3 separate regions of the Homo sapiens genome follow, and all the other regions are linked to region 2. A link is an interaction called in ENCODE POLR2A ChIA-PET data of the cell type or tissue named here. Cell type or tissue: OCI-LY7. All regions are shown on one strand. Each heading gives the region's core, and the rest is flanking DNA. Links, peaks and the distances in the headings are about the cores only. Region 1 overlaps MEF2C (myocyte enhancer factor 2C). Region 2 overlaps MEF2C (myocyte enhancer factor 2C). Region 3 overlaps MEF2C (myocyte enhancer factor 2C).

Region 1 (7,805 bases), core at 2,429-7,428, 93 kb before region 2:
AATGTACATAAGGAAATTTAGTTCCACTTGATAAGACACATGCTTAACTGGCTTTAAGAAAATAAACCAAGAACAATGTGTGAATGAAACAGAGAACTTGGCACTTGACTGTATGGAAGCCCATGAGCCATGTGGTTTAATTGGGGCCAGTTGGGATCATTTAATGATTGCTGTCAGAAGATCAGATTTAATTCTCCTTATAAGAAGACCACAGTGGGATAGAGTTAAACAAATTGTCATCAGAGGTTTCAGATGAACAAAGCCTTAATTAGGTTGATTAGGATGCTGTAAAAGAGATGAAGAGAAATAGAAAAATTGATGAATCACTGAGTTCCATGTTGAGCCACATATAATAGCAATATCATATATATTTTGAGAGATAGTATTATAGCATTTTGAACATCACATATTTGAGCATGTAAAGTTTCTGTGTAAACCTTCTAAATGTGAAGGTTTAGAGATAAAAATAAATGACATTCCACTTAAATAACAGATGATTTATCTAGCATTTTCTCTTTAATGTACAACAAAAACATTGGCAGGGGGACAATGGTATTTCTTCCCATTTCAAGGTCATCTTTAAATGTTAAGTAAATTGGAAAATAAATAATGAAAGAAGCAAATTATTTTCAAGGACATAATTTTCAATCATTTAACATAATATTTGAATGCAGAGTAAAATAAAGCTTTTACTGAGAACGTCCTTTTAGGCATTCACACCACGATCTTAATAATATTGTGATTATTTACTGGTGATAATACTCAAGACAACTCAGGTGTCTTAAAATGTACTCTTATTGTTTTATTTACACATTTCGACAGACTAAAATGTGTTTTTCCATGTGCTGTGCACACATGTGCACACATGCACAAATGTATCAGTAAGACTGAAATATGTGTTCAACACTTATAGGCATATGAGAAAAATATTTTTAGAGTATTTCCATTTTAATCGTGAAATATGATATATTAAAGATGAAGAATATAACGAACATAATTTTTTTCTAACAGGGTCATGAGATGCCTGGGAATTTAGATGTTTTTATCATAATAGCATGAAAATCTATAATAGCAACATCTCCAACTTCTAGCCTAGCTTGCTTTACAGACTATTTTGTTTGACTGAGGTTGATGTTGTATAGTGCTTAACTTGCTTTGTTCAATAACAGCAACAAAAATCCAGCTGCATGTGCTTACTGAGAGGTTAGAGCTGGGGAACAGAACACAATCTGATGTTAAATTGTAGCTCTTGCTTTGTCATAAGACAGTGCAGGCTTTACCTTTGTGGTGAGCCCTACCACATCACTCAGAGGCCTTTGAAAGAAAACATGGTGGCTGCACTGTTGTGAAAAATTAGAAAAACAAAGACATGATAGAACCCTGAATTAATTACCTAATATGATGTGGAAAGACTAAAAGCTGTGGTAGGGTTGGATAGCACAAGGTTCTTCACATATTTAGACCATTTGGAGTTTATTTTGGCATGGGAATAGAGAATGCTATTTTAGCTGCAGTGTGAAAAAAGTGTCCAAGACAAAATAGACCATGGATAACTATGACAGGGAGACTGTGCTTCCCTCACAGTTATTAAATTGTTTATAATGCAATACAATTGTATAAAGGTATGTGTCTCCTAAATTCTGGAACTGTGTAAATAAAATGATGTATGTCAGGGATAATGGCAGGTTAGGCCCACTTATTAAATTAATTGCAGGGGTTAAGAAAACGAGTTCCTTTTTAGCCTTATTATATTTCTGACATACATTTCATCTCTTTTTGTCCTTGGGGAAAGATATTAAAGTAGGACTAGAAGCATTAATGTAGAGTTTTCAGCAGCCGTGGTCATGGGGAAAATTGATGTATTTCCCTAGTTATTTCCACTTTTGCAGCCTGAAGCTCTTCCGTAGCTGATATGTAAGAGAAACTTCTTAATTTTTTTAACACTGTAAATTTATTCTTCATTTGGTGATTATTGTTACAGGATAAATGAGGCATTATCTGTCAGAATTGCTAATCATTAGCTTTGGAAAGTGAGATCTTCATGGTAAATGTAAGGACTACACTATTCACTTGATAGCATTACTATATGATAGGACTTTCACTTTATGCCTTCAAACGGAAGCAATCATACGAGCAGCAGGCCATGTTCCCAGTACTACTGTGTACCCAGGATTCACATATAGTACCACATGTTATGATCATAACCATCCTACAAATGAAGATTTTTTTCCCAGTTATGGGTAGGGCAAGGAAACAACAGTTCCAAGGGATTAAATAATCAGTCTGGAGTCACACAGCGTCCAAGTACCAAGCTAGAATTCTAACCCTGTTTTTTCTGACCCCAAAATCCATTTAACTTCCAATTCTCAGTATCAATTATTCTAATTCCACATAGGAGATGCTATGTAAATATGGCGAAGTATTAAGTGAGGTTATCAATCTGCTTCTGTGTAAGCAAAAATAGTAAAATATTTTTAGTAGTAGTCAGTAAAAGTAGAAGCTGAAGAAAAGAAAATACGTCAGTTGAGAGATACACATCTTAACTGATTGTCAGTCAACGAATAGTCATTAGCTCTTTCTATATGTTTGACACTAGGGTATATATTGTGGATAAAACGGTGAAACAAACAAATAAAACAGATGTTGAGGAAGACAAGCAAACATACAGTTTCAATTGCTGCGAGTGCTGCAAAGGAGAAGGACTCAGTGCTTAGATCTTATGAGAGGGAAATTCGATGTCATCAGGAGGGCGTGGAGTACTTCCTGAGGAGGTGAAACTGAAGCTGAGACAGAAGGGAGGAGAAGTCAAGGAGGTACAAAAGGAAAGGAGGAACATCCAGGCAGAAAGAATTGCCTAGTACACAAAGGCCTAGTGGCAGGAAGGAGCATGGCAGATGTGAGGAAATGGAAAAGATGGTCAACATTATTTGTATATGTGGTACTATGTTACTGAGACTTGAAGATGGTTTGAAATTCATATTGATACTAAATTGGAATAAATTAGGAAAATAAATTGGCATATGGCATGATGGTATTTATCTAGTGGAAAAGAATAGCTGTTCTTTTATTACCCTTAGAAGAGTGAGTCTTGGGTATGTGATTTGGAAATAAACTCAGAATGCACTCATAGCTAAGGTAATGGTATATTTATAAAATACATGGTAAGCTTAGAGAGAAATGGAGCAACTTTCAAGGCCAAAGAAATCCTCCTCAACTCAAGACATCACGCAGTCGAGCATCAATAGGAGTAGTAATTTGGTTATACCTTTTGAAGTTCAGAATAGCTCCTAATGGAAAAAAAGTAAAAGTTCTGCCTGTTCCTTTTAACCAAAATATAATTGCATGCTTCATACATTTTATCAAACAAATCACAAAATAGAAACCTAAATGTAACTAGATGTAACATATTGAGCAAAGTTTTCCACTTAAAAAGATAATGAATCATTTAATTATTTGATTTAGCAATACTAGGTTTGCAGCAACTGGGCTTATGATCATTTTTGCCCCTTACGATGTATCCAGCTTGTATTTATTTAACAGTATTATTTAGTGTTGTGTGATAGAGTGTGCTCAGTTTTCAGCTTTGAGTTTTTACAAAACATTATTTGAGGATACTAGTGTTAGTGAAAATGTAAGTCAATCAAAAAGATCTGCTAATATGAATCAAAGAAAACCGGAATTTTTTTTTGAAAATTGACATCACATATTTCAATGTTTTACCATTATTCATAGGCTGTTTTTATTTAAGTGACTGCATTGTACTTATTGCAGAAAAATACATGCTTTGCAAAGATAAGTTTAGCAGAAGAGAATTAATTTCTTCCCACATCTTTTAATGTGGCATGGCAGTTTCACTCTAAGATCAAAACACATAACTGAAGGTTATGTTTAACTTCTAAATCAAAGTGTTGTGGGAAGATGATTGAAATCTGATGATGACTCAGATACGCTTGATATGTGGTTTTCTTCCTACAGAAACCTTATGTAGAATGCCATTTCCATGTTAGAAAGAACCTAATAGTGAGGAGATTAAATAGTTTCACTATAGATGCAGAGTTTGTGTTATTCACTTTGGTTCCTAGTTTGAATTTTTTTAAAGAACCTCGAGAAACTCAATAACCATAAGAATCTTTTCCCCCTCAGTATATCTTTTTTTTTTTTTTAATGTGGGAGCAAACAAATGATTAGCATATTTTACCAGCATGCATTGATTTTTTTTTTGCCGGTTTTCATAATTCTTTTTTTTAACCAAAAGTTTTAATGTATCTATTTTGGTTCTTTGCTTGCATATTTTTCATTTGCCTCAAAGGGTAAATTCCAATTATATGACTGCATTAACTGTGTACGATGACTTTTGTAAGGCCTGGTAAACAATAACTGAGATATATCTGCTATTTCAATGAAGTCAATGTGTTTGTTTTCTTATTTTCATTTCTTAAAGCAATCATAATAAAACACTAACCTAGAGCTGACATGAATTTTTCTCAGGTGTTTTAAAGATGGAAATTAAAAATCACGCTCCCGGTCTGAATTGTCCTCATTGTCCCTTATCTGAACCTCTCCAAGGCCTCTGTGTGTGGGGTGTGCAGCACAGCACACTCAGACGGTTCTGCTCAGAGAAGGAAGTGGAGAGTTTTGGTTCCCATTTTACACTTCTGGAACAGTTTAGGGAAGGAAGCACCTTTACACCTTTTATTGTTCGTGGTTGCTGACATCATATCCTTCCCTGACCAGTCTGTGTGCGTGTTTCCTGCCATTCTGTCAAAATTCTTCTGTGCTACTGGGAGAGATTTGTAGGAGGGAAGGAGGGAGGAAGAGGGCAAGAAAGAGTGAGGGAGGGAGGAGGGAAATGGAGGGGGGAGGTATGTGTCACTCAAGGGAACTTGTTTGTAAATGAGATAGCCCAGTGGGAGAATGATCTTTAGCATCTGTCCAGAAGAAATTCTTCTCGACTTGGGTCTCAAACCACTTTGCCTTCATCTGCCTGCTTATGCCAAACTCAAAATGAGCAGAAGCCTGCCATAATGAAGTTCCCCTTTTTAGTAAGCAGCCTCATTTTAGTTTTCTTTTATCTGGGTTGGCATTTTTTCTTTAGAAAAAAAAAATGCAGAAGACTGTAATTCTATAGAGTGTAACTATAGTAGAGCAGTTCTTCATCTTTTTTTTTTTAAATTAGTGATTATTTATATGTAGCTCTGTCATTTTCTAAGAATGCTTCTTTCCTGTGGAAAAAAAGTAGTGGCAAGGCTGTTGGAATTATTTTAAGCTTATGGTTGATTGTACGTAATGAAAGTTCTCAGCATAACTTGAAATTTTACTACATGTAGGCTAGCTGTTATATTCCTTTTTCATATACACACAAAACAGTTTTACAGATTACTAAAGTTAAATAATCTCTTTCTTCGCCTCTCTAGGCCTCCTACAAATTGATACTTGAAACTGACCTTTTAATATAGTTTTTGCATAAAAATTAGGTTAGAGAAAATGTTGTGCTAAGAAAACAATGCGTGAGCTATTGTTGACCTTCCTAATTCTTTAAATTTTTAGTGACAGCCTTGAAATGTGGTGACCCATAATCAAATGTTCTAAACCACGTTTCATGATAGACTTTACTTCATGACCAGTTACTTAGTGTCATCATCACCACATATTACTCTGCACGTGTACTTCATACTAAATTTTGGATTTTAGAAATGTTCTGAAGGCAATACCTCAAGAAATATTTATACAGAAAACAAAAGTTTAGTTCTATTGAAATTTAAACTTGCTTCTCTCTACATTGCTTTGCATATTTCAAAAAAGAAAATATATTCAATGGCATTTTTATCAACCACTTATATATACATAGATACATACACACATTCTCTTTGGCAAAATTTTTTTCCAGCATGTTTTAAGAAATTTTTTTTTAAGTCCTTGCTCTGCTCTTTTTAAAAATGGTCTCATTCAAAGTTGTGAAATATGGGGTGATGATATGGAGGAACTCTCCTAAGTTTGGTTCATCAGGAACTCTCTCTGTCTTTCTGAGACTTTTCTCCAAGGATGTTTTGCTGCTTGTTTGGTTATTTGTATTTTGAAATCAGGATCTGTAGATGTTCTTGTCTCTTCTGCCTTATCACCACACTCTAATCTGCTCACCCTGACCTTCCACCTTGAAGTGAATAAGCGCTTAGGCAGGCATAGTCCTGTAAGCCGATAGTGCCACCGGCCTCAGCTAAATGAAAGGAAAGGAAATTGTCCTATATGCATTTGCTGTGGATTCATGGATTGGCTTTCTGTGATAGAGAAAGCTTGTTTGTATCTTTGGGGTCTTAAACGTGCATGGGAAATACCATTCTAACACACTGCTTGCTTCTAAGGTAAGACTATAGGAAACACAGGAAAGTTGCCCCATTGAGTGACATTTAAGACGTTTTCTAAAAATAGATGGACAGTGTCTAGCAACATCAAATATATGATGCAATTATGCTTTGTGGGTTTTTCATATTTTAATGTGATTTCAATATGTTATAACTATTTTTATATGTATTTGTCAAATGTGTGTTATTTCTATAACTCTTTAGAATTTTGAACCACCTCCAACATTTAAAATTACAGCTGGAGCAATAGTTTTTGATGAGCACTGTGTGGTCATAATGTTACTCAACATACATATTATGAGAGGCAGAACTGAGCTGCAGTTTAGTAGAGAGGCGTGAGGCAAAAGAGAATGGATAGTCTTAGTATTTAAGCAGCACTTAATCCACCAGAAGTAATTATATCATAATAGCTTCTGCAATTAAATAATCACCAAAAACTAAAAAAAAAAAAAATACCCAAGGTGATAAAGAATTTGGAAATTAAATTAAAGAAATCAGAAGACAGCTAATGGTCAGACCGAATGTGTAACAGCCTTCCTGTTCCAAGAACTTTGAATTGGAGCCAAACAATCTATTAAATAGCCAGGACATTGGCTTAGCATTACATAATACATGTGGGAATTTATCAGGTCCGTTGTCAGACACCAGCTAAAATAAACAGGGAAATTCTGAGCAGTGTGTAAAGTTGTTGCATTCATTGACCTAAAACGAAGTAGAATAATTGGAGCTGTTGCTTGAAAAACCCATTGTGGAATGCTTTCTTGTTAACTTTCACATTTCAGAGCAATTAACTTCCGTTGTGTTCAAATATTTTCAGATGTAATTTAAAACCAAGTAAAGTATGTACTTTTAATATTCTGGGTTTCTTGGGCTTATCTCATGTTATTGATGATCATTTCTCTAATTTTAATTCCTGACCCAGAGATCTCCAGTATGTAATGTGAAGCTTCTGCAATTTTGTATCTTACTCCACAAAGACATGATATGTCTGTTTCTAAATATTTAAATTTAAAGGAAGGATGGCTTGTTATAAAAAATATGGTTATAAATTGAAGAATAATCTTAATTTTGCACCATTTATTTTGTGTCAATGCTTATCTTTTTTGATTCTTGTTATCTAAGATGTAGTTTAAGGGCTTTCAAAAAGAAAAGATCTCACTGCTGATAGATGCTTGTAATCTAAGATTAAATATTCCATATTATTTTTAAGGTGTTCTCACAGCAATAATTTTTTTAAAGTAAGATTAAAGGATTTAGATTTAAATTAGTTGACATTTACATATATCAAATAGCACTTTCATAATCGTCCATCCTATTTGCATAACGAGGGACGTTATCACCTCTGCTGTCAAAACAGGAGATTGTTTTCCCTTCAGAAATGAATTAGCTGCCCTACTTAGCATACACAGGTACATAAAGGTTCATTAACTCTCTGATTTAGGTAAT
Region 2 (7,805 bases), core at 2,325-7,324:
ATTATTTTTATACATTTATATATTAGAAGTTATTTCCCGGGTAACAACTAATCGCAGATACTAAAAAATACTGGACATTTCACTGTAACATTGGGTGTTTCTGATAGAAGCTGGTCTCTTAAATTGACAGTAAGTAAGTAAGCATCATTACCATTTAAGTATATTACAGGGGAGAAGATTATTGACTAAAATATTACAAAATCTACTTTTAAAAGCATATTTAATCATCCACTCAAAATAGCACACTAAAAGTTAAACAGCTACTCTGGTGTTCAGTGTAGCTAAACTCAGTATTTCCTACTTGTAAATATTTATTTATCCAGAAAGAGACCAGAAATATGGTTTGAACATCACCATTCTGTGCCTCTTTATGAGAATTCAGTGTCTTCTGAACCAGAACTACTATTTACTATGCCCAAGTTGACCTTACAACATGTCCCTCAAACTTGCACATCACCTCTGGCTTAGGACAACCTTGACTGTCCTGTCCCTAGTTGTGTCCTCTCTTCATTTGTATCCCCATAATTTGCAAATGAGACTCGACATAGAAAGGCTTTCACTATCTCAGAGCATGACTGGTTCTGAAGGAGCAGTGTAGTGTTGTACTTCAGGGCATGGACTCTGGACATACTGCTTGGGTTCAAATCATAGCTTCACCAGTTGATAGCTGTTTGACATTGAGCAAATTCCTGGACCTCTCTTTTCTTCGGTTTTCTCATTTCTCATTTTTCATAGGGATACTATTAGTATCCCACAGGGTTGTTCTTGTGAAGATTAAAAGTGCTTTATATCCATGTACAATATCTAGCACTTACATAGCAGTTACAAGTGCCTGGTACTCTTCTGAGCAGTTAATGTGTATGCTTAATGTTGTGTTGTTGGTAAATAATACTATACACTGTGTTAGCGATTGCTAATATTGTTGGATGGTAAGATTGTCAATGACTGCCTCAGATGAGTACCTGAGAGCCTCTCATTCAGATTACTTTCATGCTTCTCTCACACTAGGGAAATACTTCTATTGAGAAAACTAAGGCTCTGTAGGGTTGAGAGAACTCTTAACAGAAACATTTTGAGTAGAACCTAGATTACTCTGCCTTATCTTTTTTTTGTCCCCAACTCCTGGATGCCTGTAAACCTTTCTCTCTGCGCTGCCTCATTCAGACATCATTTCTCATGTATTCTAGAGCAAGGCGTTCTAACTAGCTTCTCTAACAGCAGTCCAACCCCCTTTTGTCTCTCCTTTCCACTGCCATCATTGTTCCTTTCCTAACACAAATTTAATAAAGCTAACAACTAAGAAGCTATCTTAGGCACTCATTTTCTAGAGTATAAAATTTGGTAAAAGCTTAGTATAAAGCCTACAGTGTAAAGTTAACATAATCTTAGAGGTTCATGTTAGCCAAGCCTTCTTTTTCAACTTCGGAAAACTTTCTGCTCTTCAAGATCCATTGTTTCATCTTCAGAGGAATGCCCCTCCTTCTAAACTCTGAGATCTCTCTGTCCTGCATTCCTTCTCTCCGCAAAGCCTCTCTCTGAACCATCTGATAAATTCCTGTTCACTCTTAATAGCCACCCTGCCACCATTCTTTTCCCTAGGATACCATGCAGCTTATCTTTTGGTGAAAAGTTCTGTATGAGTAAATTAGTATTGAGATTTACCTTGATATAACGACAACCTGTGGCAACAAATACTCGTCAGTGTGGAAGAAAATATCAGAGACTTCAACTTTTCATTTTCATTAGGGAAAATGTCTGACTTGTTTAATTCTACCACTTGCAGTTAGCTAAGGTAATGTGCTGTGAAATGATTAACAGGTGCAACAGGTAGAAAAGACGCTTTAATTAACTCTCTATAAACAAATTTAGTAGGTGGGCACTTACATGATTTCCTGGCTTTCATATATATGGTAGATAAGCAGTTTGTCTCAATAGTGTACTTGGTCATCAATTTGCAATCATTATCTAAAATATAAAATTTTCTCAAGTAGCATAAAGAGAAGAGACCCTTGATGTTTCAATTTAACAAGTTACTCATTACATTTTCAGTTCTCACCTCATTGTCCCTCAATAACTTACCTTTTAGTGCCTTTCCTGAATAATTCTTAATTTTTCTAGCATATTCTATATATCTATTTGTGAAGCACCTGAAACATATAAAGAACTAGTACTCTGTGTATTATCGCTGCCACTAATTGCAGCAGAGGGGAGTGAATTCAGTGTGGGCTGAAGTTGTCTGAAAGGCATCATGAAAGAGTTGGAACTTTAGTTGATCCTTAAAAGATAAATTTGAATTAAACAGGAGAGCCAATACTGCCAGTTATTGAACTGCTAGAGCAAAGATTTGCATATATTCCGAGGACCATAAGGCAGGCTGTGACCATTGGAAATTAGGTTTCATAGATAGAGTGTGTCAACTGTAGACAGTTCTGAGAGCCAGGCAGGGCACTGACTCAACTGTGTTAAGCACTCATGTATGAAAAAGGAACATGATGGAAGTAGCAGTTCAGAAAGACTTCCTTGAGTGGGTTGGTTAGCATCACACAAATGCACAAAAGTTTGCATACAGCTTTAAGGAACTCCTCTGAAGGCCTGAAACTCCTCTTAAGGCCTGGTGAAGAACCCCTCAAGTAGAGACCAGAGGCCCAGATGGAGAGTTGCTGAAATATTTTTTTTTTTTTTTTTTTTTTTTTTTTGAGACGGAGTCTCGCTCTGTCGCCCAGGTCGGACTGCGGACTGCAGTGGCGCAATCTCGGCTCACTGCAAGCTCCGCTTCCCGGGTTCACGCCATTCTCCTGCCTCAGCCTCCCGAGTAGCTGGGACTACAGGCGCCCGCCACCGCGCCCGGCTAATTTTTTGTATTTTTAGTAGAGACGGGGTTTCACCTTGTTAGCCAGGATGGTCTCGATCTCCTGACCTCATGATCCACCCGCCTCGGCCTCCCAAAGTGCTGGGATTACAGGCGTGAGCCACCGCGCCCGGCCGAGTTGCTGAAATATTTATTCAAATGGTGATGGAAGCCAAAGCTAAGATGGTGGCAGTGGAAGTAGAGACAGGCATTTCTGAAGAAAAATGAATAAGATTTGGTATCTCATTGGATATGGAGATGGAAGGAGGAGAGGGGATAATAGAAGATGACAGTTTGGTAGATTAAAAAATGGTTATGCCAATGGCAGAATTAGCCATGGTCCATAGTGACTAATTCTGTTTATGCTTATTAGTCTTATATGCTTGTATTCATAATTCAAAGTCCTAGAAAAGAAAAAGAAACAAGTGAAGAAAACTCAAAATGCCTAAACATCCAAATAAAAGAAAGTTTCAGAACTTTGAGCTCAAAGAGAGCTACATGTTCAAGTGAGCTCTGTGAGACAAGGCAAAATGCCTTCCTCATAATATCTTAAGCCAGGAATATGTTCTTTGAATTTACGACTTCTTAAAATAGGAGTCAATAAAAAAAATGCAGCAAGTGTTTGCAAGTTAACTGGGGAGAAAAATGTTTTTCTCCTAACACCACATTCAAGTTCTATGTATTGACACTAATATGAGTATATACAAACTTGTAACCAGAAGAGGTAGATTCTCTAATCCTTTATGTAAGTTAACTCATATATGCTTAAATTTGTTATTTTTATGTAAAACAATATTTTTAATCAAATGAAACTATAAAACAAACTGACTCTAAAGTTGGTCTGTACTTCATTTTCTTATAATCTATAATCAGGAAATCCATTCACTCCTGCTTTATAATTTTTGTGCCTTTAAGTGGTCAGAGGAATGTGACATCTGCATACAGTCACGTCTAAATTGATAATTGTCCAGGCAGAGGGTAATTTTAAAACATAGCATGAAAAAAGGTTGAATCCATATATTAGAAGGTTGTTGAGAGGTGGTGTTTCCCACCTCCCGGACCCCTGAATTTAAATGCGACCATTCTCTTTGGTGAATTTATCTTAAGGTGGGACAACAGGCTCAACACAGGCCGCAGCATTCTGAGTGAGGAGGAGGCTGCGGTTTCCCAGCCGGTTTAAATGCAGGCTCTTCTTAGCAGTAAACCACACGCATGTATTCATCATTGATTTTCAAATCATAGGTTTCTATATCACTGGTTTAGGATCCACAGTCTTGCATTCCTGAATCTATATTATGTCCAAAGAATAACAATTTGGTGGCTGGAAACAGAAATGGTTATTATACGGCTCCAAAATGCTAGCTGGCACAATATGCTAAAAACAGCAGAAATTCACTAGCAAAAAGCAGAATTTATTTGTTCTTAAAAATAACTTGATGCTCTAAAAATATGAATTTAAGAAGTGTCATCATGGTTCAAAATATTTTACATTTCAGTATGTAAACACCTTAAAATATGTGACTAATCTTCTAAAATGGCGTAATTTCCAAATAACAGGAAATATTCCAAGAGAAAAATAGAAGGCTTTTAAAATCAATTTTTTTAGTTTTGAGGTATTTACTGAATGAAAAGCTACAATGTATATTTACTTTTTTTTCCCCTACTGCTGCCCTGAATCACTGTTTAAAATGTGGGCAAAAAGACATAGGCTTTGTTGGAATTTCTCAGAGAGTTTACTGTAGAAAATGCTAAAAAAAAAAAAAAAAAAAAAAAAAAAAAAAAACAAACTTTTCTCAAGGCCTCCGTGAAGCATTTCCATTTTCGCACACTGGCCCAGTGCTTGTCATATCACAGGACAACACATTTCACGAAGCGGTTTTACTTCCTTTTAGCAAAATAACTCCTCCATGCAAACCAGTATCGGCATCTACCGAGCTGGGGTTTTAGTTTCTTCTGATCTATTCAAGCTTCATTGCACTGCTTAACAGACTTTTTTCTCCCCCTTCTTTTGAAATTACCCAGCTAATTTTCCATTTGATTGTTTATATAAACCAGATCTCACACAGGCTTAATAGATAAGTGACATATGTCTTCAGTGTGTCCATCTGACCTTCAGCTGACAGCAAAGTATAGAGCAGAATTGACCTTGATGTTCTTATTCTCTTTTTATCCCGTAGAATCTATTAATTCAAACTAAGTTCATAACATATTCACAATAATGATTCAGGATGACATATTAAATATAAAACTCCTCTAAGCACTCCATTTTGTCAAGCTTTTTTTTTTTAAGTGAACATACTCTCTTTTGTTTGTTTTTTTCTTCTAGTGAGAGGAAGTAAATGCATTGTTTTATGTAACAGCTTTTGCCATGGAATACTGTTCGAATTTACTGTAAAGAAAATTTGGGGGTTTGTCATATTTATCTAGCTTTAGAGAATTTGGCTAATATTCCAGAAGTTTTCTTATAGAAGGGAATTGATATTCAGATTCAACCAACATTTCTTAAGTGAGTCCTGTCACTTAACACACGTTTTGGGGGTGTCCAGTTTGCTTTATTTTTGTTTTTTTGCCCCAGGAACTGGGATAATTTTATTCATAATCCAATTGACAGACTTAATCTTGTAGTTATTTGTTATATATTCAGCCTGTTTATTCATGCATAAAATGAGACAGGTAAATGAATGGGATATGAAGAACAAATCTGCTTTATACAGTGTGCCTCAAATATATTTTGCTTCTAAAGATGTTCCCATAAATATCTCCTGAAATATACCTTTGCTCTGCCTTCCCAGTTCCTCATGGCCTCTATCTCAGGCCATCAAAGTAGTCTCCAGACTGGTCCACACTAGCAGGCCTTACTAATTCCTGAGTATACCAATGCCAGTAGATCTTTCTGACCACTTAGAGGTCTGTGTCATACCTCTACTCTGAAACTTTCATTTCCACCATATAAACCCAAGGACTTTTAGCCTGGAATTTGAGATCTCCACAGCCCAACCCCTGCATCCCTCCAGAGCCTCTGACACCCCTCTCTTTTCACGGGTCCCCTTCTAAACAGGTTCCTCTCAGTGCCCCTTACCATGCTCTTTAAACTCCTACCTCAGCCCTTTCCTACTGCCCAGTCACAAGCCTAACATATCTTCCTATGGCCTTTCTTTAAGGCCCTCATCAATTCCTGCCTCTTCTGTGAATCTTTTATTGGATCACCTCTTCTCTCCCGGGAACTCAATAACACTTAATCTGGATTACTCTGCAGGCACCTCACCCTACGCTGCCTTGTATTGGTCTTTATGTTTTCCATGAGTATGTATTGGATTACCACAAAGAGATTTCAGAGCTTTTCAAGCCTGGGGCCTTGTCTTTGCATCCTCACTGGGTAGCACACAATCTCACTCATGCAGGGGTAATAGATACTTGTGTTTTGTAATGATGGCAATAACAATGAGGTTTAACTGTCTCCTTTAGAAAGCTTCAGAAAACAACTGTCTAGTTTCTAGCAAGGATTGTTGAATCAGGTAGCTGAGTTCTCTTATTCTCCCTTCAGAGGCAGTGGAGGAAATCAGCAGATGTCTTTCTGAGTCCACTGTCATGCCAGCTCTGCTGGCATTTGTAATCAACTCCTCCCTAGCTCTCTTGGTCATATTTTGAAATATGAAAAACGCAGACCTTGGGATACCCACTTTTCTGTTAGTAGGATACTGAACATCAGAGACCTAAGAAAACCCTTTCAGTCTTCCAGTTCAATGGCTATTCCTGTGCCTTGGTGAATCAGCACTTTAGCGGAGGCATCATCACTTCATTTCAGCTCCAGGGAAGGAGTCTTGCTTTCTGAAGTTCTGTGTGAGGAGGAAAGCAAGGGTTGTACACTGAACTTAGTAAGGAGGGCAAAGCAGATGGAAGAAAAACCATAGAGAGAATTCACTCAGAGAAAAGCGGAACTGAACAGCAAAATGTGTAAGCGGCTTCCCCTCCTCCTGCCTGTCCTAGAAATTACAGTCTTGCTGGTATGCCCTTTCTTCATTTAAGGACACACAGACACACAAAATAAAACCCAAACCAGTGAACTGAAAGAGTGAGTCACGCCAGCCAGGCCTCCGCCAAGCTAGTCAATTAAAGTGCAAGACCAGTTCTGTGCTTTTCTTAGACCCTGAACTACTGTCTGACTTTCTTCCTGAATATTTTTGATAGGAAAAAAAGTATATGCTGACTTCTGAGCAAGTTGATGTATATTGGCTCTCTTCTCATAAAAAGTTTTTAATCTTCCTTCAGAGGACTATTGAATACTTAATTGGGTTACTTGTCCCATGGAGGTCAAATCAGTCATCCTATGGTTTTGCAATGTACGTCTTACCATTAAGCTTTTGTTTTTATTCTCATGTTGTGTATTCTTCGGAAACGTATTTGACCTAGATTTCTTCCTAAATGCTTTATTGTTTTTTGTTAACAGGGAACGGGTATGGCAATCCCCGAAACTCACCAGGTCTGCTGGTCTCACCTGGTAACTTGAACAAGAATATGCAAGCAAAATCTCCTCCCCCAATGAATTTAGGAATGAATAACCGTAAACCAGATCTCCGAGTTCTTATTCCACCAGGCAGCAAGAATACGATGCCATCAGTGGTAATACAAAACTACATTTTAAATAAATATTGATAATGTTTTGTATATGTTTTGCTGTTTTTATATTTGTCTAACTTGATGAATTACTTAACATTCTCCCAGAAAATTAACATAACAGTGCCATTGACAGAGCCTTGCTTGTATTTAGCTATTATTTCTGGTAACTGGTTTGCATTTCCCTTTTCCGTGTAAAAAAAATATATATATATATCTGGTGAACTTCACTAGGCTGATGTTCTAGGATAAGAAAAACATTTTCTTTTAAGGCTTTCAATTTATAGTTGGAAAAAAATCAGACACTACCATCGGTCAATCTCTACGTCCCATAAGCAGAGTA
Region 3 (7,805 bases), core at 1,249-6,248, 85 kb before region 2:
TTAACATTGTGCTGACAACAACAACAAAGAAAACACCCACACAAGATATTAATAACTTAAAACATATAGGCAAGGACTATCGGTTAATTCATACCATTTTAAATCTGAATTTGATAAACATAGAGGCAGATGGTGTTATAATTTTTTTCTAGAATGCCAATGATAATGTCTGTGTGATACAATTAATCTGTTGTGAAGACTTTACACATTCAAATGCTCAGTTTGGCATTAAAGACTTGTATATCATGAATGCCTGCAATTTGACTCTATTTTTCTTCACACTAGGGGAGAGTGGATTTAGTTAGGCTATGTAAGGACAGCTGGGTAGTTTGTATAACGTTAAATATCAAATAATGGTCCTGGGAGAAATTATAGTACTGCTGGGTCCCAACCATCTCATATGGATCATGGAACCTGCAGAGAAGACGTTTCTGGACTGTGGAAGAGAAGAGTGTTTTGCCTACTTTTCGGTTACACTGAAGAAGGCTACACAGTAGCCCTGGGGACAACCACCAGACTGTAATTTCCCCACAAATGTAGACACTCATGTCCTCTATTGTCCTGTTTTGTCTTCTTGGACATACAAATAGGACTAGAACTGATTGATTCATTTTTTTAAATGTAATGTTGTTTCATGTGTAAACTATAATGAATAGGAATTAATTATTTCTTGCATCAAAGTCAGTACGCCATTAAAAAGTAGAGAAACTTTTAGGTTTTCAAGTTTATACTCCTCTAAATTATTATATATTTTCAGGTACACACAACTTGAACTATTTTTGGCTGCATGTTTAGCTAGAGGGTGAATAATACTAAGATTTATGGTGGATTCCTTTAGTGTTTTCATGCACATCGTTTCTTGCTGTGGATCAAGCCAAAGAGCAATCATTGTGTCAATAGAAAACCGCTATTTTTTAATTGGCCTATAGCTTGAAATTGAAATTAAGACTGAAATATTGAATGTCATGTAACACTGTTTGGACCTTGTTATTTGGACCAGAACCTATTTTGAGTATAGTCAAAAACATATGAATTAGCATTTGCACTTTATTACCAATACCAGATAATTTTTAGGTTTATGATATTCATTATATCTTCTTTTGCTTGCAAAGTTAGAAGAAAATTTTTGCAGGTTGAATTCATGAGCTTTTATTATGCTTTATTAGAAAAAACAGGGATACAAGATTTTTTAATTTCTATTTTTAATTATGGGTACATAATAGTTGTATATAATATGGAATACATGTGATGTTTTGATACAGGTATACAATGTGCAGTGATCAAAATCAGGGTAATTGAGGTATACCTACCTCAAGCATTTATCATTTCTTTGTATTAGGAACATTCCAATTCTACTCTTTTAATTACTTTCAAATATATGATAAATTCTTGTTAACTGTAGTCACCCTATGTACTACCAAATTCTAGATCTTATTCATTTTACCTATTTTTGTATCCATTAAACATCCCCACTTTATCCCCTCCCCACTCCATGCCCAGCTACCCTTCCCAGCCTATAGTAACCATCAGTCTACTCTCTATCTCAGTGAGTTCAATTTTTAAAAAAAAAAAGTTTAGCTCCCACACGAGTGAGAACATGCAAAATGTGTCCTTCTGTGCCTGGCTTATTTCACTTAACATAATGTCCTCCAGTTAGTTTCACTCATGTTGTAACAAATGACAGGATTTCTAGGGATACAATAATTTTAAAGCCGGGAGTGGTAGTTCATGCTTGTAATCCCAACACTTTGAGATGCAGATCACTGGAGCCCAGGAGTTCAAGACCAGCCTGGGCAACATAAGGAGATGCAATCTCTTATTTTAAAAAGTTAAAAAAAAATTAACTGGGTGTGGTAGTGGCATGCACCTGTGTTCCCAACCACTTGGGGACCACTAGGACCCGAGATGTCAAAACTGCAGTGAGCCGTGATCATGTTACTACTACACTTCAACCTGGGCAACAGAGTGAGACCCTGTCTCAAAAAAACAAAAAACAAACAAACAAAGAATCTTAATGTCGCACTTTTGAGCTAATAATTGAATATCTTTTCTTTTTTTATATATAGTTGCAGCTACAGTGGCTGTTACCCTCATCCAGGTTAGAAGTCATAATAACTTTAGAAGAAGAAAACTTATTTAAATTCAGCTTAGTTTGACTTATCATTTTTTTAAATTCTGAAGACAGATTTCTTGATTTTATTCTTTAGAATTTAGGGTATATTTATTCTTTTCTCCAGTCTTTAGATACAGTAGGCCTGTAAGTTCAATACTTTTAAACAGAATTAGTAAACTTGAAATCCACCATGTTTTAATATATATTTCAGTGATTATTTTAGAGGCTGTTGACAATTTCAAACATCTTACATATAAATGCTTGTCTTGTGCACCTCTCACCTACTATGAGAGCAGTTGTAAGAGTCATTTGGGAAAGAGCCTAAATTATGTAGGTCACTTCTAATAAACAAAACCAGCAAATCCGAAACAGCATATCATACTGTGTAGAGGCACCCGTAACCTGGGCTTTCTTTCAACTGTGTATTCACATGTTGCAAAGAAAAATGCTTTGCCCTCTTTGAAGCTGCCCCACTGTAGACTGTCCAGTAGAACCTCATGCAATGGCTCACTGTCATCTTTTCTTAAAAGTTGTCAAAGACTGCTCTGCCATTGCACTTGTTTATTTAGCTATACACAGAATAAGTTATGTTTTTTCCAGAAAAAGAAATACTGACTTCAAGTGTGAAATGAAATATTACAGCACTGATGTTATAAGTTGTATATCATTAAGAAATAAAACTGTTGTGAAATAGAATGGCTGTTTAAATTGAATTTTACCTTTACTTTAGCTGTCTTTCATAATGGAAGTAGGGAACAGCTCAAATTCAGAAACATCAATACATGAAATAGTTTAGGTGAGAATAAAAATTGACAGCTCAAATTCAGAAACATCAATACGTAAAATAGTTTAGGTGAGAATAAAAATTGACAGCTTTTTTATTTAAAAAAATTTTTTGGCATTTCCAAGTTTACAAAAACTATTTCTTTCTTAGTTTCAAGCTTAGACAACATGGATTTCTTAAGCAAGTATGTAAAAATAACATTATGAATTGTTAATTTATCTTACAGAAATTTTCAGACAACCTAATAAAAGTAGTTACCAATTATGTGCCAAGAACTATATATATATATATAATTACAAATAATTTTTATTAATAAGTCCCATTTTATGGCTGAATAATTCATTTATCTGTGAAATCAACAAATATTACTAGACTGCAGTGTACCTAACACCAAGTATTCAGTGGTGAACAAGAATCTCATCCAGCTTATCCTCTGCTTTAGGGGTTCAGCGAGCTTTCCTGTAAAGGACCACATAGCAAATATTTTTAGCCTTGTGAGCCATATAGTTTTTGTCTCAACTACTCAGCTCTGCCCTAGTAGTCTGAAAGCCGTATGCAGTATGTAAATGAACCTGTGTGGCTGTGCTCCAATAAAGCTTTACTGACAAAAACAGGGCGTTTGGATTTCACTTGTAGGCTACAGTTTATGGACCCCTGATTGAGTTAAACAGACATGAAATATAAAAATATATAACAAAAATTTCACTTATATGTGCTATGAAAGAATAATAGGAGGTACTTTATTTACATCAGGGTTGGAGAAAGGCCTGAGGAAGTGCTAAAAGATGAGCTAAAAGATGATTCAGAGTTAGGCAGGTGACAGCATTCCAGAAGCAGTATTTGCAAAGTTCCTTAAGAGAGGAAAGAGCTTGACTGAGGAGCTGAAGGAAGATCAGTGGGACTTAAGCCTGGTGTATGACTGTAGAGAAATGAGAGAAAAGATTGGATGTTAGACAGGACCCAGATATCGCAAAGCTTTGAAGGTCCTGTTAAGTTCTAAATAACTGGCTCAAGATTGTACAGTTAAAACTGGGAAGTGACCAAGATCTGAGCCCGGATCTCTCATATTCAACACGAAACAAATTATGCTTTTTAAAATTATGTCATGATGCATCTAGTGTAATATAATAACTAAGAGCATGGTTTTGTGTCATTACTTTTCCCAATTATACTGCATCCAGTATAATCAAATGGCTAAGAGGCATAGTTTTTAGAGACACACAAACTTCGTTCTTGTCCCAGTTCTGCCACTTACTAGCTATGTGACCCTCTAGCAAGTTACTTAGACCCTCTGAGCTTCAGCAGTACCCTCATCACTAGAGTGAGGATGAAAAAAAGTTAGTACCTTTCTCATTAGGTCTTTAAGACAATTAAATGAAGCAATAAATGTAAAGCACCCACCAAATAATAAGTGCTCAATAAATTTACCTATTAGCTATTCCTATTAAGACTCAGGCTCTTTGAACCATTAGCTATTATAGTTAATGTGATTTCTATCAAAACAACTCTTGTACTGTGTAGCACAATAAAGAATGTTACCTAAACCTTCATTTCATGAGGGTTTTATTTTAAAAGGGTATTGAGGAGATGGATGGAAAAGTGGAACAGGTAGAGCAGGAGCACAAAGGAGCCTTCAGAAGCCAACAAGGGGCTAGAGAATGATACCAGAGCAGGAGTGAGCTGATGCAGAGAGGATAGTTTGTGGACAAGAAGGAAAGATCACACAGGACGTTTGCAGAGGATTTATGACAAGGATGGGGAGAAGTCGTTTCCTAAATGTTATGCTTGTGGGACCTGTTTTCAAATATATGTTACTGACCAAATTATTTTTAACTACTCCTCACCATTTTTATCACTACCAGCTTCTAGCTTATGCTAACACTACAGTTTCAGTCTCTCCGTCGGCATTTTTTTTTTACCCTTGAAATACCTCCATCAGTTAGGCAGTCTTACCCTCTTTCACATGGTACCAATTTTTAATCATGCTCCTGAAACAGATTTTTTTCTGTGACACTTTTATTGTATTTTACAGTAACATATATATGCAAAGGTTTAAAAAGTTCAACAACAAACTGGTTTTTATGAACAGATGGTTTTGGGGGTGCTTGTTTCATTTCTTTTGTGTTTAAAATTTTTTAAATTAACAAATAATTGTACGTATTCATAGGGTGCACAGTGATGTTTTAATATGTATAATGTATAGTGATCAAATCAGGGTAGTTAGCATATCCATCATCTCAAACATTTATCATTTCTTTGTCTTGGAAACCTCCAATATCCTCCTTCTAGCTATTTCAAACTGTAAGATATATTAACTGTAGTCATCCTTTGGTGGGATAGAACACTTGAATGCATTTGTCTTATTTAGCTGTAATTTTGGGTCCTTTAACAGTTTTTAAATGAATATTGTCCTTATATGACTCTTTCTACAAACAATATATTTAGAAATCTGTTATATTAGGAAGAAAGATATATAAAAATTAGGCATGCTTAGCCTAAACCTATTTACTTGTATGTTTGTATTTGAAAATTTCAGCTTTCCTACTTTGAAAGGATAGGAGAGGTAAGCCCAAATTTATTTGTGCAACTTGTTATAAAAAGACATTTAAATATTTGTCAGATAACACAGTTAGGGCTTAAAATAGTAAGTTAAGAAAGAAATATATTTAAATGCCTTAAGTTTTCTTTTCTTTCATCAGATCTGGCACACTAATAGTTTTTGCCAGCAAACAAAACTTCATGTAATTATCAGTGCAATAACTGGAGCACAAACTAAAGACAATTTGCAACATTCTGTTAATAGAACAGGAGAATCCCCTTATGACTAAAAGAATTCAGAGTTCATAGCTGTTACATTTTCTAACTTTCCCTCTTCTTATGTCCCCATCTCAGTCTCTTCATATGAATTATAAATTATATAAGATGAACTAGGAAAAAAGCTGGAAAAATGTGTTCAGTGTAGATGCAGCTTCTGACAGTTTCTACATACTGATGTGTTTTCAAACTAAATCTGGTCTATTCGACACTAAACTGAAAAATAAAAAGAGATGTATAGATTCCCTCAAGTGACTCTTTAAAAAGAAAAAATTTTACTCCTTACTTTTTCCTGGTTTTCATCAAGTTAATTACAGTTCTAAATTTGGGAGTTACATCTTAATAACCTAATAGAAAATTTGTTGAAAGAGAGATACATTCACTCTTTAAATGTGAGTAACTGGATAATTGAGAAATACAAATTAATTGCTTCAAAAAAATAATTTTTCGGTGAATTCCAAACCATAAGTTGGAGAATAGATGGAAGATGCAGTCTCCACTGCTAAATGCACTTTTTTTGGCCACCTCCACAAACAGAATTTCCAGACTTGTGAGTTTTTCTTTAAATACTGTAGAAGAATTATACTTGTTAATCAAGAAGTATCTGGAATCTCTTTCAGACCTAGTGAAAAAAAGCTCAATCAGTGAAAAATTATTGATTTTCCTATCTTTTAATCCAAAATAAGCCTGCAAATACCTCATAATAATGATGATGATGATTGTTTTTTCTTAGTATCATTTCTTAACAGATGCCTGCCTCCCCAACACTTGTATTAAAAATTATACTAAACTTATTTCATATAAATAAAATAAGGGTGTGTCATAGTAATATTTTAGGACATCATACCCATCAGAATTGAATTATAGGGTCTATTGCCACATATTGGGGATGCCTTCTTAAAAGCTCCTCATGCATATAAGTTAAATCATTCTTTTATTAATCTTAAAATTACCAAGGGAAAAGTTTTTATTCAAAGATTTGGAATTGCTGGTGATTGAAGAGTTGAAAAAGAAAACCAGAAGGGAAAATGACCTAAATAATACTTGTAAGAGTTTCCAAATTAAAAAAAAAAAAAAAAAAAAAAAAAGCAGTAGGCAGAATGCTCAGATGTATGTTTAACAGCTGTGGCCTCAGGCCATTCATTTCCATTTTATCCCTTAGCAATTTGAAAAGAATTCACAAATAATCTCCCCACCATGTAGTAGGATCACAGCAACAGTGTGCCACACATATTACTATTTATCCTGTTCGGTGCATGATATTTTATATTTATGTCAGCTAGATCTACTCCTTTACTGCCAGAAAGATATTGCTCCAACTCCCGTCAATCTCATTCATTCACTTTCCTTTGGTAGGAAATCTGAGAGAGGCCAACATTTTCATAAGGAAAAGAATAATTGTCACTTCTAGAATTCTGTCACTCTTCTTTGAACTTGAGGGCCTCAAGGGTTTTTATTGTTTCCAGTTCTAATTTGTATATCTCATATAATTTCTACTTAAAACTGTAATTTAAAAAGAATCTGATGCTTTTATTTATTGTATCTCATTTTGTGAAGAAAGTTGATACTGAATGGCCCCTTTCACCTCTGGGAATGCATGCACACACCACTCTGTCTGCTACAAGTCACCTTTAGCTTTGCAAATGCACAAACTGTGTGACATTGTATTACTGAGAAACCAACACTAAAAATATTAACATTATAAATAGACTACATACACCGAGAAGTTTCTTCCAAACTGTAGATTAAAAGACATGATGCTAATTGTTTCAAAAGCCATGTCCTCTGCAGTCTGCACTTCTTTAACATTTAGTTCAAAATGAAACTACTTCAAAAATTATTAGGGTATTTTTAAAGTTTGCATCCCAATGTATTCTTGTTGAAGGTAGTTTGGAAACTTATTTTTTCTGAGGATAATGGCTTTGGCAAAAATTTTAAAAAATTAAGTAAATGACATCATTAAGGAAAAAAATTAAAAATTGATAATATGTAATGTGTATTTGTGTTTCTTTTGAAATATGTTGGACCATTAATAAGAATTAGAGAACCAGTCTAAATGTTTGGAAATTTGACTTTTAATTTTAAATTGGAACA

Evidence for each region. ChIA-PET counts read pairs that join two places held together with the same protein. Peaks named below come from ENCODE experiments on the same cell type or tissue, not always from the same donor. Only the 100,000 strongest peaks of a DNase experiment are listed, where the experiment ranks them.
Region 1: POLR2A ChIA-PET joins it to region 2 with 21 read pairs; 7 of 35 experiments call an interaction of 5 or more read pairs at or near these places.
Region 3: POLR2A ChIA-PET joins it to region 2 with 20 read pairs; 7 of 35 experiments call an interaction of 5 or more read pairs at or near these places.

Annotation. Positions count from the first base shown.
Region 1 is chr5:88,824,273-88,832,077 of GRCh38, reverse strand. The region is part of intron 1 of MEF2C (myocyte enhancer factor 2C); the gene reads left to right. Among named protein-coding and RNA genes, the nearest start is that of MEF2C, 55 kb to the left of the region's middle. RefSeq lists a silencer at 6,892-7,186. In OCI-LY7, for the core only: CTCF peaks have their summits at 2,656 and 2,855; DNase peaks (open chromatin) are centred at 2,837 and 4,677; H3K4me3 peaks cover 4,191 bases; H3K27ac peaks cover 4,722 bases.
Region 2 is chr5:88,731,392-88,739,196 of GRCh38, reverse strand. MEF2C (myocyte enhancer factor 2C) reads left to right here. Exons shown (of 11, transcript NM_002397.5): 7 at 7,296-7,468. Among named protein-coding and RNA genes, the nearest start is that of GSCAR, 38 kb to the right of the region's middle. RefSeq lists enhancers at 2,622-2,671, 3,804-3,903, 6,595-6,874, 6,995-7,044. In OCI-LY7, for the core only: CTCF peaks have their summits at 4,030 and 4,328; DNase peaks (open chromatin) are centred at 2,516, 4,726, 6,396 and 6,806; H3K4me3 peaks cover 3,174 bases; H3K27ac peaks cover 3,418 bases.
Region 3 is chr5:88,815,460-88,823,264 of GRCh38, reverse strand. All of the region lies in intron 2 of MEF2C (myocyte enhancer factor 2C), which reads left to right. Among named protein-coding and RNA genes, the nearest start is that of MEF2C, 64 kb to the left of the region's middle. RefSeq lists enhancers at 1,674-1,773, 3,540-3,589. In OCI-LY7, for the core only: no CTCF peak of the experiment used is centred there; no DNase peak of the experiment used is centred there.